Regions from separate parts of the Homo sapiens genome. Here regions 1 and 2 are each linked to region 3. A link is a contact called in ENCODE Hi-C or POLR2A ChIA-PET data. All regions are on one chromosome and are shown on one strand. The core of a region is the stretch at or near the end of the contact, and the rest is flanking DNA. Distances in the headings are between cores, read along the strand shown. Region 1 has its middle 34 kb from the start of MGAT5. Region 2 holds the start of MGAT5 (alpha-1,6-mannosylglycoprotein 6-beta-N-acetylglucosaminyltransferase). Region 3 overlaps TMEM163 (transmembrane protein 163).

Region 1 (3,826 bases), core at 876-3,375, 450 kb after region 3:
CTTCCTTCTTTCCCAGGAGATAATCAACTAAGAGCCAGGCATCCTTTTAGGTCAGATAAGCAACATTTTACAACCTGCTCTCTCTTTCTCTCTCTCTCTCTGAAGTCTGCTGAAAGATTCTTCGGCACAAGAAAACTTGGTCTCCACAATCCTTTACCTTAACCTGAATATTTCTTTCCATTAATCCCAGGTCTTTAGATAAACTCAACCAATTGTCAACCAGAAAATGTTTAAATTTACCTATAGCCTGGAAGTCCCCACTCTGAGTTGTCCTGCCTTTCTAAACCAAACCAATGCATTCCTTAAATGTATTTGATTGATGTCTCCTGCCTTCCTAAAATACATAAAACCAAGCTGTACCCCAACCACCTTCGGCACATGTTCTCAGGACCTCCCGAGGGCTGTGTCACGGGCCATGGTCACTCATACTTGGCTCGGAATAAATCTCTTCAAATATTTTACAGAGTTTGACTCTTTTTGTCAACACCCACATTTTCTTAAAAATCACATAAGAAAGAGTGGGGCTCTCAACTGTTATCCACAAAAAACTGCAGGACAAGGGGGTGGAGAAGCAGGAGAAGAAAACTAATTAAAAAGTAAATGGGGGAAAATTAGCTTGGAAAGGGCTTGCTGAACTGCTGACAGCGTGGAGTACTGAGGTGAAAAACAAATGCGAAAGAGATTTGGCAGAATCCAAAAAGAACACCATCAGAATGAGCAATGAGGCCACAGCTAACTGCCTGCTATAAGTCAGAGTGAGGAGTCAGTAACATACGTGAAGATAAAAAAGGAAGTTCCCTGGACAAGAGCGAGCACACAGACTAGAGCAAAGGAAAGAGGAGGGTGAGGAGGGGAGAAGGCTGATCCCTGCTACAGAAAGCAAAAAACAGCAGCAGCGTGCATACACATACACATACGCACTAAGGACAGAAAATCTAACCCAGTGTAATCTGAGGCCCTCTTAAGGAAAACAGAGAGGAGACCAAATGTAGATGGGGCACAATGGGCTGGCTAAGCCATCACAAATCAGCTCTTAATTACAGACTGAAGCCTTCCTGGTGTGTGGAGCAGATTTCCTGGCACTGGCGGGAGACATCCCCCCACCAACCCCAACAACTATTATTGGGCCATCCTGCTCCTTTCCATTAGTGCAGGAAACAAGGCAGAGACACCATCTTGTGTGCCTTTTATCTGAGCCATTTATGGCAGAGACAGGTCATTTCATTTGGTCGGGGTGGGGGATACATGGGAAAGAAAAACGGAGTGAATGTGCCCAAGGACACTACTCTGAAACTAGAGCTGCATTTGGAAATGCAGTCTCCTGAAATGAGAGGCTGGCGAAGAACTAGTTTTCCATCGAAGAGCATACAGCTATGCAACACTATTACACTGTAATTTCATGCAGAATATAAAGTCCTACTTACCATTCTGAGCCTCCTCAACTACTCTGCTGGTCCTCCTTCCAAGAACAGGGGTACGTATGTCATGCATTTGCTGCCTTCACAAGATAATGAACTTGCAACAGCCCAGGTACTGTGGCATTACTTAATAATGCTAATATTAGTATTTATGCTGTGCCAAGCTCCATTTAAATTCCTTTACTCCTATGAATTCAGTTGTTCCTCTCAATAACTCAACCAAGTAAGGGAGTAGTGCCATCTCCACTTCACAGAGGAAACAGGTCAAGAAAGTTCAAGAAAGTAACTCTCTCGCTCAAGGGACAGGAGGCAGGAACAAGATTTGAAACCAATACTCCTAACAACTTCACCAGAAGTTCCCAAATTCAAACACTCCCACTTTACTGTGTTTTTGTGATTCCGTAATTTTTTCAGGATCTCCTAAAAGAACTCATAAAAGCTCCATTTACTGAGTAGTTAGGTCCCAACAACTTAGTAGTGATGGTTAAGTGGTGCCTGACAGATGTCTCTCTGTGTTTCCTCAAAGTTTTAAAATATCCCATGCCAGCCTTGTGACTTTGCTGTGGCACTCCGGGGCACCTCAGGACAGTTTGGAATTCACACAACTATACTATCCCGGCTTCCTCATTCTGGTGAGGAAAAAGCATTAGGGTGCAATAATTGAACTGTCTGTTCGTTAAAGTAGATGAGTCACCGGCATGGGAGAGAGAAGAATCCTGTTAACTTCCTTCTTAGCCATCAAAAACATCTGAGCCCCTTAGCTCTCACAGCAGGTTTTCCCACCTGGCCCAGGTGGGCTTTTCCAGCCTTGTCTCCTGCCACTCCCACCCCTACAGTAAACTGTGCACTGCAGAAGCAGCTACACAAGCCTTGTTGCCCACCTTGGGCCCCTCTGCACCTGCCACATGTGCTCTCTTCTTGCTTTCTCGCTCAGCCATTTCCTGCTCCTGGGTGACTGAGCTCCTCCTTGATGAAGCCGCTGCACCCCGACAGGTGGCTCGCTGCTACTTCCTCTGGGTTCCCAGCCCACTCCACCGCACTCACACCTCCCTGGGCTTCCTCAAATTCTCTAATTACTGGCCACTGACATGTCCATCTCCCCTGGCCCTTTGCTTATCAACTTCTGCAAAGTAGGACTGGGATCTTACTCATCTCTGTGGCTTTCCCAGAGACTATGGACAGTAAATGATACACAGCCTTTAAGAAGTTTTAATTAGTAAAGAATGGAACAACAGAATGAAGCATTGCTTAAGGAACCACGTGAAGTATAACAGAATCAATGAATAAAAGAAAGGATGTGGCAGGCTAATCGAATGAATAGTCCCAATTAAGAGTCTCCCTGTATCCCATTCCCCTTGCAATAAGACTCAACAGCAACTCCCATCAACAAGTCTATATCCTTACCCTTTGAATCTGGGCTAGTCTTGCACCTTGCTTTGGCTGATAAAATGCAGAAGTCACAGTACACCAGGTCCCAACCTGGGCCTCCAAAGGTACTGCATGCTTCTACTTCCTTCTTAGAACCAAGCAGATGGCCTGGGCTAGCCTGCCACAGGACGGCAGACCATGTGGAAGGGAGCCCCGTGGAACCCATCCTAGACCAGATCCAGCCAGCCTACCCCTCAAATACATAAGAAAGCCCAGCTGAGACCAGCAGCCTGACCCCTCACCCTGCCCCCTGCATCAGTAGTGAACCCAGCTAAGACTAAAAGAACGACCCAACTCACCCACAGACTAGTGAACACCAATGAAGGCTTACTGTTTTAAGCCATTAAGTTTTGGGACAGGGTGTCATGTGGTAACAGTTAACTGATACGTTGAATTAATGAACAGCCTAATTTATGATAGTGAAGTTCCTAGGAGGCTGGGGTTATGAGTCTTTGTTCTGTGTCAGACTGAGAACCACAGTTCTTAAACATGGTGTTGCAACAAGTCGAGATACATCAAGATCTGCTGTGGGGGCATTTGCACAAAGTATTTCTGAATTTTGCAAGTGATTAAGTTAGTGTAGATTCATCATCACCCTCATCTATACCACTGTGACTCACTTAAGCTTTCTTGAAAAGGAAAGTGGAAGAGTAGGACCAAGAACCTGCTTCTCATTTCCACTGACACCTTCTGCCAGCCAGTAATAGTAACAGCAGTGTTTATTAATCACCTGTCTTATTCTCCCCCTATGTACATCATCTGTCACATGAACCAGCTCTCAAAGAATCTCAATTTTTGGTGAAGATGTCAAATCCTTTAAGGAAAGGGCAAGGCATAAGAACATCTTTAAACATCTAGTACTGTACTCACATCTAGCATACAAAAGACATGGTCTTCTGCCCTCAGGGACTCATCTGGTGGAACTAAACAGTCCTTTTCTCTCAGAAGAGGACCAAATAAGAGCCCAGTCTTATTTTTTC
Region 2 (4,131 bases), core at 1,484-3,983, 420 kb after region 3:
ATTGTTTCTTTGTTGTTTTTGAGAAAAAGACAAATTATTTTGCTAAGGTTCATCTACGAAAGTAAGTTGGAATAAATAATTTCTATAGTTTCTTTGAGATGCAAAGTCTTATGATTACAGGCATATAAGGTGGCTGAAATTCTAACAGCCTATTCTGGGATTTTTTTGTAACTTAAAAAATAATATTTCTGTGAGGCTGAAAAGCTAAGACCAAATTATTGTCCTTTAAAATGTGGGGAAGCCTTCCCTATGAGATTTTCATCAATACACAAGAAATACAAACAGCCAAAACAACTGCAGAAATTTAAAGCCTATAAATTTGCTATTTGTGGGGCTTCTTCTTGCCCATGGAAAAGGTTTGACAGACTGAGAGAAACAAGAGAAAATTACCACTGAGCTGTAACTCTTTCCCTTCAAAGCTGTAACATGAAATGCATACAACCAGAAACTTTAAAACTGCACCTGTGTTACCTGCTGTGTCATATACATTGGTAACACTAATGGTGACAATCAGCTTTATTTTCTGTTGGTTTATCTAAACTACTCTGGAAATGTTACACAAATGTGAGTCAATGAGCAATTTTAAAATGCAACTCTAGGAAAAACTACCTAGTTACTTTTCAGTGTAAGCTCCCACAGTGGAATCTCATTTTTTAAATCCATCAGTTCAAAAAAGGTACCATTTTTTTAGATATATTAAAAGCCAATGCCTACAGACACTTTTAACAGATTAAATGCAGAGTGTGATTATTTACATAGTAAGAACTAGAAAAGAATTTCTAAAATGTTCCTCAGAAGTAAGCATCTTCTAATATATACACATACACACACACACATACACATACGTGTGTATAAAATTTTACATACTTTTTTAAAAACAAGTTTTTTTCCCCTTTTGGAAAGAAAGAAGCACATGTATAACTGAGTATGATTTCCTGTGTCTGAACTCAACCTGCACTGAACTGAACTGTTGCTGCACATTTTTGGGAATCACGATTTGAAATCGGCATACTTCAGGGCACCTTCCTTGAGTGGGTCACAAAACACAACTCCACTTTCTCCACCTCACCTAACCCCATTCTTGCATCTCATCTATACTATCAGGGAGACCACTTCAGTGAGACCACTGAAACCTCAATTCAATGATCAGACTCTTGTCACTCAACAACAGGTCATCTTCTACAGACCAAGTCTGCTCTGCAAAACACAGCATGATCTAAATTCCATTTGCAATTTTTTTCCAAGTATTTGTGTGTGTATGTGTATGTATATATATATGTGTGTGTATATATATATGTGTATATATGTGTATATATATGTATATATGTATATATATGTATATATATATTTGTGTGTGTATGCAAAGTATCAGAAAAATACACACTGAAATGTTAATTGTGGTTATTGCCTGGAGTAGTAGACTTATGTGTAATTTTTTTCTTTTTTTGCTTGTCTACAGCTTCCAACTTTTTCTATATTAAACATAAAAGAAAAATAAGTTACATCCCATATGTGTATTTTTTTACTCTTTCTGATTTCAAAAAGAATTCTGAAAAAAATTCTTTAAAGAAAAAGCAACAAGTACACAAAGATTCCTTTCAAAGTGAGGGCAGTTAGAGACAAGGGCAAGAAGAAGAGCAACATAACCTCAAGAAGCCAAAGGTTAAAACTCACCAGCATGCAAGTGCCAGTGTCATATTTATTGGCTGGAGGGAGGAACACAATTGGCTCTAAGTTTACTGGCTTCCATAGAACATTCCTCCCCATCCTCTTCACCTCACCCCCACCAGCCTTAATTAAGTTTTGTTTAGGGAAAGATGAGAATATTTTTCAGCATTCCCTGAACTCACTCCCACATGAGATCACATGGTTCCTGAAATGTGTTCAGGGAGAAGGAGCTAGCTGCAAACACAACCAATAGAGCCCTAACTATACTAACCCACTGACTCCAGGGGAAAGTGTGTCTGCATACACCAGCTCAGAACCCCCAAAATGGCATTGCTTTAATTTCCTAAAGATGCCTCTCTGTGTGCAATTCACTGCTTATGAAGGCAGTGGCAAAGGACATTCAGTCCATGACAAGACCATATCTGGGAGCTTCTAGGGCCATTTCAAGGCCAAGGCACACTTTAATGGAGAGGTCCCAGAAACAGTGCTTACCATAAGCTGTCATGACTCCAGCGTATGGCCCATCCACCACATTCCTGTTTTCTTCTGCCAGTGCCTTGATGTACCTTTTGCTGAGGTCCAGGATCTGCTCGCGCAGCATGGAGCTGCTTTCAGGCTGAGTTCGCTGCTGGATGGTAAAGTGCAGAAGCATCATACCCCAAATGAAGCCAAAAGTCACCAGGAAAAAGCCCAGCTTCTGAGAGGACAACTTCCACGGAGTGAAGAGAGCCATTGCTCTCTGGCAACTTCACCTGTCCTTGGCTCTTAACGCGTAGAAGATAGACACAAATTCATGGTGTAGGTTGAGTGTGAGAGTCTGCTGGTCTCACTCTGGCTCCTGTGTCAGCTGGTTGCCTTTCCTCACTTCCATTCTGCTGTGAAGGAGGAGAAGAATTAGCCAAGTGGTCATGGCACAATACAGCAAAATAAACCAGAAGCCATGTTTTCACTTGAATACCTCTAAGTAAAATGTCAACTCTTAAATTTGCTGGTTCAATATCTTATGATTCAGGAACTGTAAGCTGAGGGGAAATCTGGCTAGGCAACAAGAAGCTAAGCAATTATGAAGGGGGAAGTGTGCGTCTGCGTGTGTTAACAGGTGTAGTGGGGCTGTTCCAGCCTGGACCAAATTCAAAACAGGAAGTTTGTTTTGCAAGGTGGGGAGGAGACAGAAGGATATTTGGCGGAATGTCAGCAAAAACGGGGAGGGTGGAGTCATATCACCATCAGGCCCTTTTGTGTGCCTGTAACTTAAGCTTACAAAGTCATTATTATGTGCTTCTGGCAAGGACTAGAACATGCAACTGGTGAGGTGAGCAAGAAAGTGGATGCCCCCTTGGGGGTAACTAGACAAAGAAGAGGTAGATTGCTACATCTTATTTGAGCATGGCCAGCTTTCACCATCAGTGTTTAGTGATGAGATGGCTCTCTCAGGGCCACCAGGCAACCTCTCTAGGTGCACCAGCACAGAGAAGATATGCCAGAGGTACAAGCAGGGGTATTGCTTTCCCAGCTACATGAGGAAAAGGTACACCTCACTGCTCACTTGCATGCTGTAGCACAAGAAATGTGGAACACCTGGCAGGCAGATTTTCTGTGGTTCTCACTTTCACTCCCACCATGAGGCAAAATGAGACATTAAAAGGCAGAGTAGTTTCAATATTAATGCAGCCAGATCCTATCTAATGCCAGCACAGACCAGGCCACTCTTCTCAATCAGGGCTTCCCAACAAGTAGGACCTGAGCATAGGTTGCAAATGGTTACCAGCATGCCCACCCCTTCAGCCAGAGTCCTGGGCCCAATACCAGTCAGCTTACGAATAGCGCCATTTTCTAAGTGCCACTCAAGGGAGAGGCTGAGCAATGATCCGATCCCTTATAAGAGACTAACCCAGGCTGTACTTCAGAGTGTACATACATGCTTCAGTCAAAGGATTCTTCTTTGCAAGCGGCCCAAAAGAAAATGGTAGCAGGATCTTGAAGCAATTAGCTTTCAGAGCCCTGGATCACTGTTGGTCTGCCTCTTACTGTTTTCCCATTGCCTATCAACAGAGTAAAAATAAATTATAAATTCTAGCTATATCCCAGATATTGTGACATACCATCTTTTGTGGCTTTGCTCACTGAATCCTCAGAAGTTCTATATGGTAAGAAGTATGAATATTATCGTCTCTGTTTTATTAGAAACATGAGAAAATAAAGGTAAAAGGTGATTAACTTGGCAAAGGTCAGCCAGCTATGTGGCAGAGGACTGATCATCTAGGCATGGCCCAGGGGTTATTAAACCATGCCCCACCTTCCCTACATCATCCTCACTCCCCCAACAGCCTGTTTGTATATGGCAGAGAATGATATATATATGCTTAATGGGTCATGAAAAGCAATAAAAAATATGTAACAGATACTCTTTGTAGCCCAGAAGGCCTAAAATATTTACTATCTACCTCTTAACAGAGAAGGTTT
Region 3 (3,881 bases), core at 554-3,053:
CATTCAAATGGAGGTAAGTAGTATATAGTATGTGGTCATAGCCATTTCTAGAGTCCAGAGGTACAGAAATTCATGAACTTTCCATATTTTTATTCTTATTTAATGTCTCCACTCTGTTCTTCTTCAGTAAAGCTAAACCCTTAAAATGGGCAGGACTTAGGAGGTTTTGAGGCAGAAATAGCAACAGCTAATACACTTTTTGTTACTTTTATAATTTATAGGACACTTTTTATAATCCAAATACCATCTTATCATTGCATCAGTCTGATGAGGGGTGGTGGATGAACTGTCACTGACATGAGGGTGATGATAATAATGAATAATAATTATAGATAACATATATGAACATTCACCATGCCAGGCTAGGCTCTGAGCACTTTACATTTATTAGCTTAGTTCATCCTCACAGTAGCCCTATAAGAGTTGCTTTTATCATCCCATTTTACAGATGAGTCAGCCAAGTTCCAGAGAGGTTGAGAAGTTTGTCCTAAGTCACAGCTAGAGAGGGGTGGAGCTAGGATTTGGACTCAGATGGCTGGGTGTGGCTCTAAAGCCTGTGTCAAGCCCCTCAGGGGTGGGGCTGTGGCCCATATTCATGCTCGTCAACCCCAGTTCCTGTGTTCTTTCTATTCTGTGACCACTGTCTTTCCAGGGGGTGGGGAATGTGGAGGAGGTTAACAATGGCATTTCATAGCCAGTGGTGGGAAGAAAGGGATCCCAGAAGAGGGTGGTGGAGGTATTGTCAGCAAGGAGCAGAGAGCTGTGGCATCCCTGGGGGCTGCAGCACCATGCAGCAGCAGCCATGTGCAGAGGAGTTTGTTTCGGGCTTGAACCCAGGGAGGTCAGTGTTCCTGTAGAGCCAGGCTGGAGACAGAGTGGCCAGACATGGGAGAGGGAGGGCAGCGCCATGGTCATCTGTGGCTGGATCTGAAATGGTTTGGGGAGAAGTAGCAAGTGATCCTGGACTACAGGAGCCAGGAGTTGGGGAGGGGTGGGTCTCCTTGCTGCAGGGGTGTCTGTGCTCCTGAGAGTCAGCTTAGAATCTCAGGGCCTGCTGAACTGGCACCACTAGTAGTGAGGATTCTGCCACACGGCAGGACTCACAGCCTTTGGGAGCCTGAGAACTACGGGCCAGGTGCCAGTCTTTGCCTTATTTGCTCTTAGTCTTTGCTGAGGGCCAGCTCACTGCTGGTGAGGAAAGGAGAAGCAGTCCCCAGTCCCAATCACTGGGCTGCTGACACGGCTGGACAGGGACACAGACATCGTTCCCAGAGGGGGTCCTTTGAGAGCAACCTGGGGTGCAGAGGGCAAGCCTTCCACAGGGCAGGGATTGAGTTCCTAGAGTCCTGTGAAGACCCAGCAGCTGATAGGAAGAACGGGGCAGTGCTTGAAAGAAAAGACATGAGCCAGAATATCACAAGCTGACATTTTGTTTATGCAAGCACTTATGTGGTGTTGGTTTCAAAGTCCTTTAAAATCGGGGACTTTAATGTCAAGTAATTGGCTCTTTATGGAAAGGTTTCCAGTTACAAATGGGGAGCAGGTGATCTCAGATTCCAGCCAAACTCAGTTAAAAGGCCAAGTCTTTGGTTTTCTGAAATCGAAGCTCTGGGGTCCCATGACATGCCTTCTTTCCTCTTGCCTGAGCTCATTAATGCACCTTTCTGTGTCATTTGCTGCTGTTGCCCACAGCCATGGTATTCCAGCAGCTCTCAGTGAATTTGATGAACGTCACCAGTGCTGTTTTGCTTTTATGTATTGACAAGTGTGCCTGATTGTGGTTTTTCAGAAGCCTGCTCTGTAGGCGTGGCTGTTGTGGTAGAGGAAGGGTAGTATCAGGGCAAGATTGCTGGAGAGGGAGGGGAGAAGCCCAAATCTTGCCCAGCCCTGCCAGTGTTCCCCCACGTGGGGTCTGCCCTTTGGAAGCACAGGAGGCCATGCACTTCTAGCCATGGCGACTGCCCAACTCCTGTGTGAGATGCTGCGAGGTCTCCAGAGTGACCTTGAAAGAGGTATTGTGAAATTCTTAAGAGCTTGAAGTAAAAAATTAAACTCTTACTTTTTTTTTTAAAGGTGCCATTTACTCTACTAGGAAGTAGAGTTGTGAAATTAAACACTGACAAGATGTTCTAAACCTACCCTGGAGGAGGTAAATTGCTATTTTGAGAGAAGGAGCCACGTCTACTAAAGTTCCCATGTTTCAGTCACTGTGGCTGCACAGAAAATCATCCCAAAACACAGTGGCCTAAAACAGCAGTAATCGCTCTTTATTGCTTATGGTTTCGGTGGGGCAGGAGTTTGGGAGCCCCTCATCTGGGTGGTTCTGGCCCAGGGTCCCTCATGGGGTTACAGTTGGAGGGTTGCTGGGGCTAGGGTCATCTCACAGGCTTCTTCCTCACATGGTGCCTGGTCAGGGAACCCTTGAACAACCGGGGGCTGGAACAGATGGGGCTGTTTGTCCATCTCTCTTCTCGTAGTCTTTCCACCTCATCCCTCTAGCATGGTGGCCTTGCAGTTGCCAGACGTCTTCAGTGATGGCTCTGGGCTCTAAAGGCACATGTCCCAAGAGCCAACCAGGTGGAAGCCGATTTGCCTTGTGTGACCCAGCCTCAGGAGGTGTGCTGCATCACTTTTGCCACATTCTCTCTTGGTCAAAGAAGTTGCAGAGGTCTGCCCAGGTTCAAGGGAAGGGAAACCAGACCCACTGTCAGTGACGGAATGTCAGGGTCACACTGAGAGAGATGCACATGGAATGGGAACCACATTGGCATAGCCATCTTCAGAAAAACAATCTGCTGCGCCCCAGGATGGGGAACTTGGTTGGAATTAACTTGTTATAACTGATGAGCTTTGGAATGAGGGTGTTAGAGAATCTGTACTAGGGATCTGATTTGTGTCTTCCATCTGGAGATGATCAGAATTGAAAGCAAAAAGTAAAGGATGTAGAGGTAGCTGGGCTCTTGACTGTTGATTCTTCTTTTCTGTGTGATGAAGGATAGAACTAGGACTGGAGAGACTCGGTACCTTGTGACCGAGGAAGGGACCTCGTGCCCAAAGTAGGAGGGAATCTCCAGGGGAAACAGAAGCTCAGGAACACATGAGTGGGTATCAAGAGGGTTCGTATTTGCTGTGGTGAGGGACTTTGGTCCTTATAGTGCCAGCATATCCTGGTCGTGATCAAAGGACTTTTCATTGAGTCCCCATGGCCCCTCCTGTTCTTTGGAAGTGAGGGGGAGCAGCCCCAGGCTCTGCTCTCACAGATGCCTCTGCAGTGAGGATGTGGCCACGGGGCGCCCTGGCTTCTTGTTTGAGTCACTCCTTGGCGGTGGTCTCTTTCATGTAGCTCATGCTGGAGGCTGTGAGCCAGTGAGTCTCTCGGTGTGAGAGCTCCTTTAGGAAATGCTGTAGTTGTTCAGCAACTGAAGTGGAGAAATGACCGCACTGGGCAAGGTTTGGCCTTCCAAGTGTGAACACAGGCCCATCTTGCCTGCAAATATATATATACATGTATGCTTAGTCCCCTTCGTAGATTTTTTTTGTGTGTGTGTGACTCGGTTCTTAGAGGATCAGACATTTATTTAAGATATATTCAGTTAACTATGTGCTTACTATGTATTCACCCATGTTATGGGGTGGAGAGGAGAAAGGGCACCAGAAAACCCATTTTTCTTTTCTTTTCTTTTTTTTTTTTTTGAGACGGAGTTTCCCTCTTGTCACCCAGCCTGGAGTGCAATGGCACGGTCTCAGCTCACTGCAACCTCTGCCTCCTGCAGAAAACCCATTTTTTTACAATCTCTGTGTTCTCTAAGCCTAGTGGAAGAGGAAAAGAAATGGCAGTAAAGACCCCTAAAAGTGAGGACTGGCTCTCTGGGTTCAGGAAC

What was found. A loop is a pair of places that touch in the nucleus more often than their neighbours do. ChIA-PET counts read pairs that join two places held with the same protein, here RNA polymerase II (POLR2A). Pooled maps may share reads with other maps.
Region 1: a map of CD4-positive, alpha-beta memory T cell shows a loop between it and region 3 (3-fold over the local background). The contact joins two enhancer-like sites. A Hi-C loop is called at or near these places in 1 of 168 maps with a recorded cell type or tissue (CD4-positive, alpha-beta memory T cell) and 5 of 50 pooled maps. POLR2A ChIA-PET finds 5 or more read pairs at or near these places in 1 of 52 experiments (Panc1).
Region 2: a loop to region 3 is called in a pooled map, with 4 times the contacts of the local background. The contact joins the promoter of MGAT5 here to the enhancer-like site in region 3. A Hi-C loop is called at or near these places in 1 of 168 maps with a recorded cell type or tissue (CD8-positive, alpha-beta T cell) and 5 of 50 pooled maps. POLR2A ChIA-PET finds 5 or more read pairs at or near these places in 1 of 52 experiments (activated CD4-positive, alpha-beta T cell).

What each region holds. Positions count from the first base shown.
Region 1 is chr2:134,217,735-134,221,560 of GRCh38, reverse strand. It overlaps a transcript of MGAT5 not described here. Among named protein-coding and RNA genes, the nearest start is that of MGAT5, 34 kb to the left of the region's middle. RefSeq lists an enhancer at 2,542-2,611 and a silencer at 3,516-3,585. Within about 2 kb of position 2,125, at least 11 of the 41 ENCODE cell types and tissues checked have a DNase peak (open chromatin) inside an H3K27ac peak, as active enhancers do.
Region 2 is chr2:134,252,674-134,256,804 of GRCh38, reverse strand. It overlaps MGAT5 (alpha-1,6-mannosylglycoprotein 6-beta-N-acetylglucosaminyltransferase), which reads right to left and starts at 2,733. Exons shown (of 16, transcript NM_002410.5): 1 at 2,161-2,733. The coding sequence starts at 2,401.
Region 3 is chr2:134,668,438-134,672,318 of GRCh38, reverse strand. The region is part of intron 2 of TMEM163 (transmembrane protein 163); the gene reads left to right. Among named protein-coding and RNA genes, the nearest start is that of TMEM163, 49 kb to the left of the region's middle. Within about 2 kb of position 1,803, at least 9 of the 41 ENCODE cell types and tissues checked have a DNase peak (open chromatin) inside an H3K27ac peak, as active enhancers do; they include CD8-positive, alpha-beta T cell, where a contact is called at or near this core.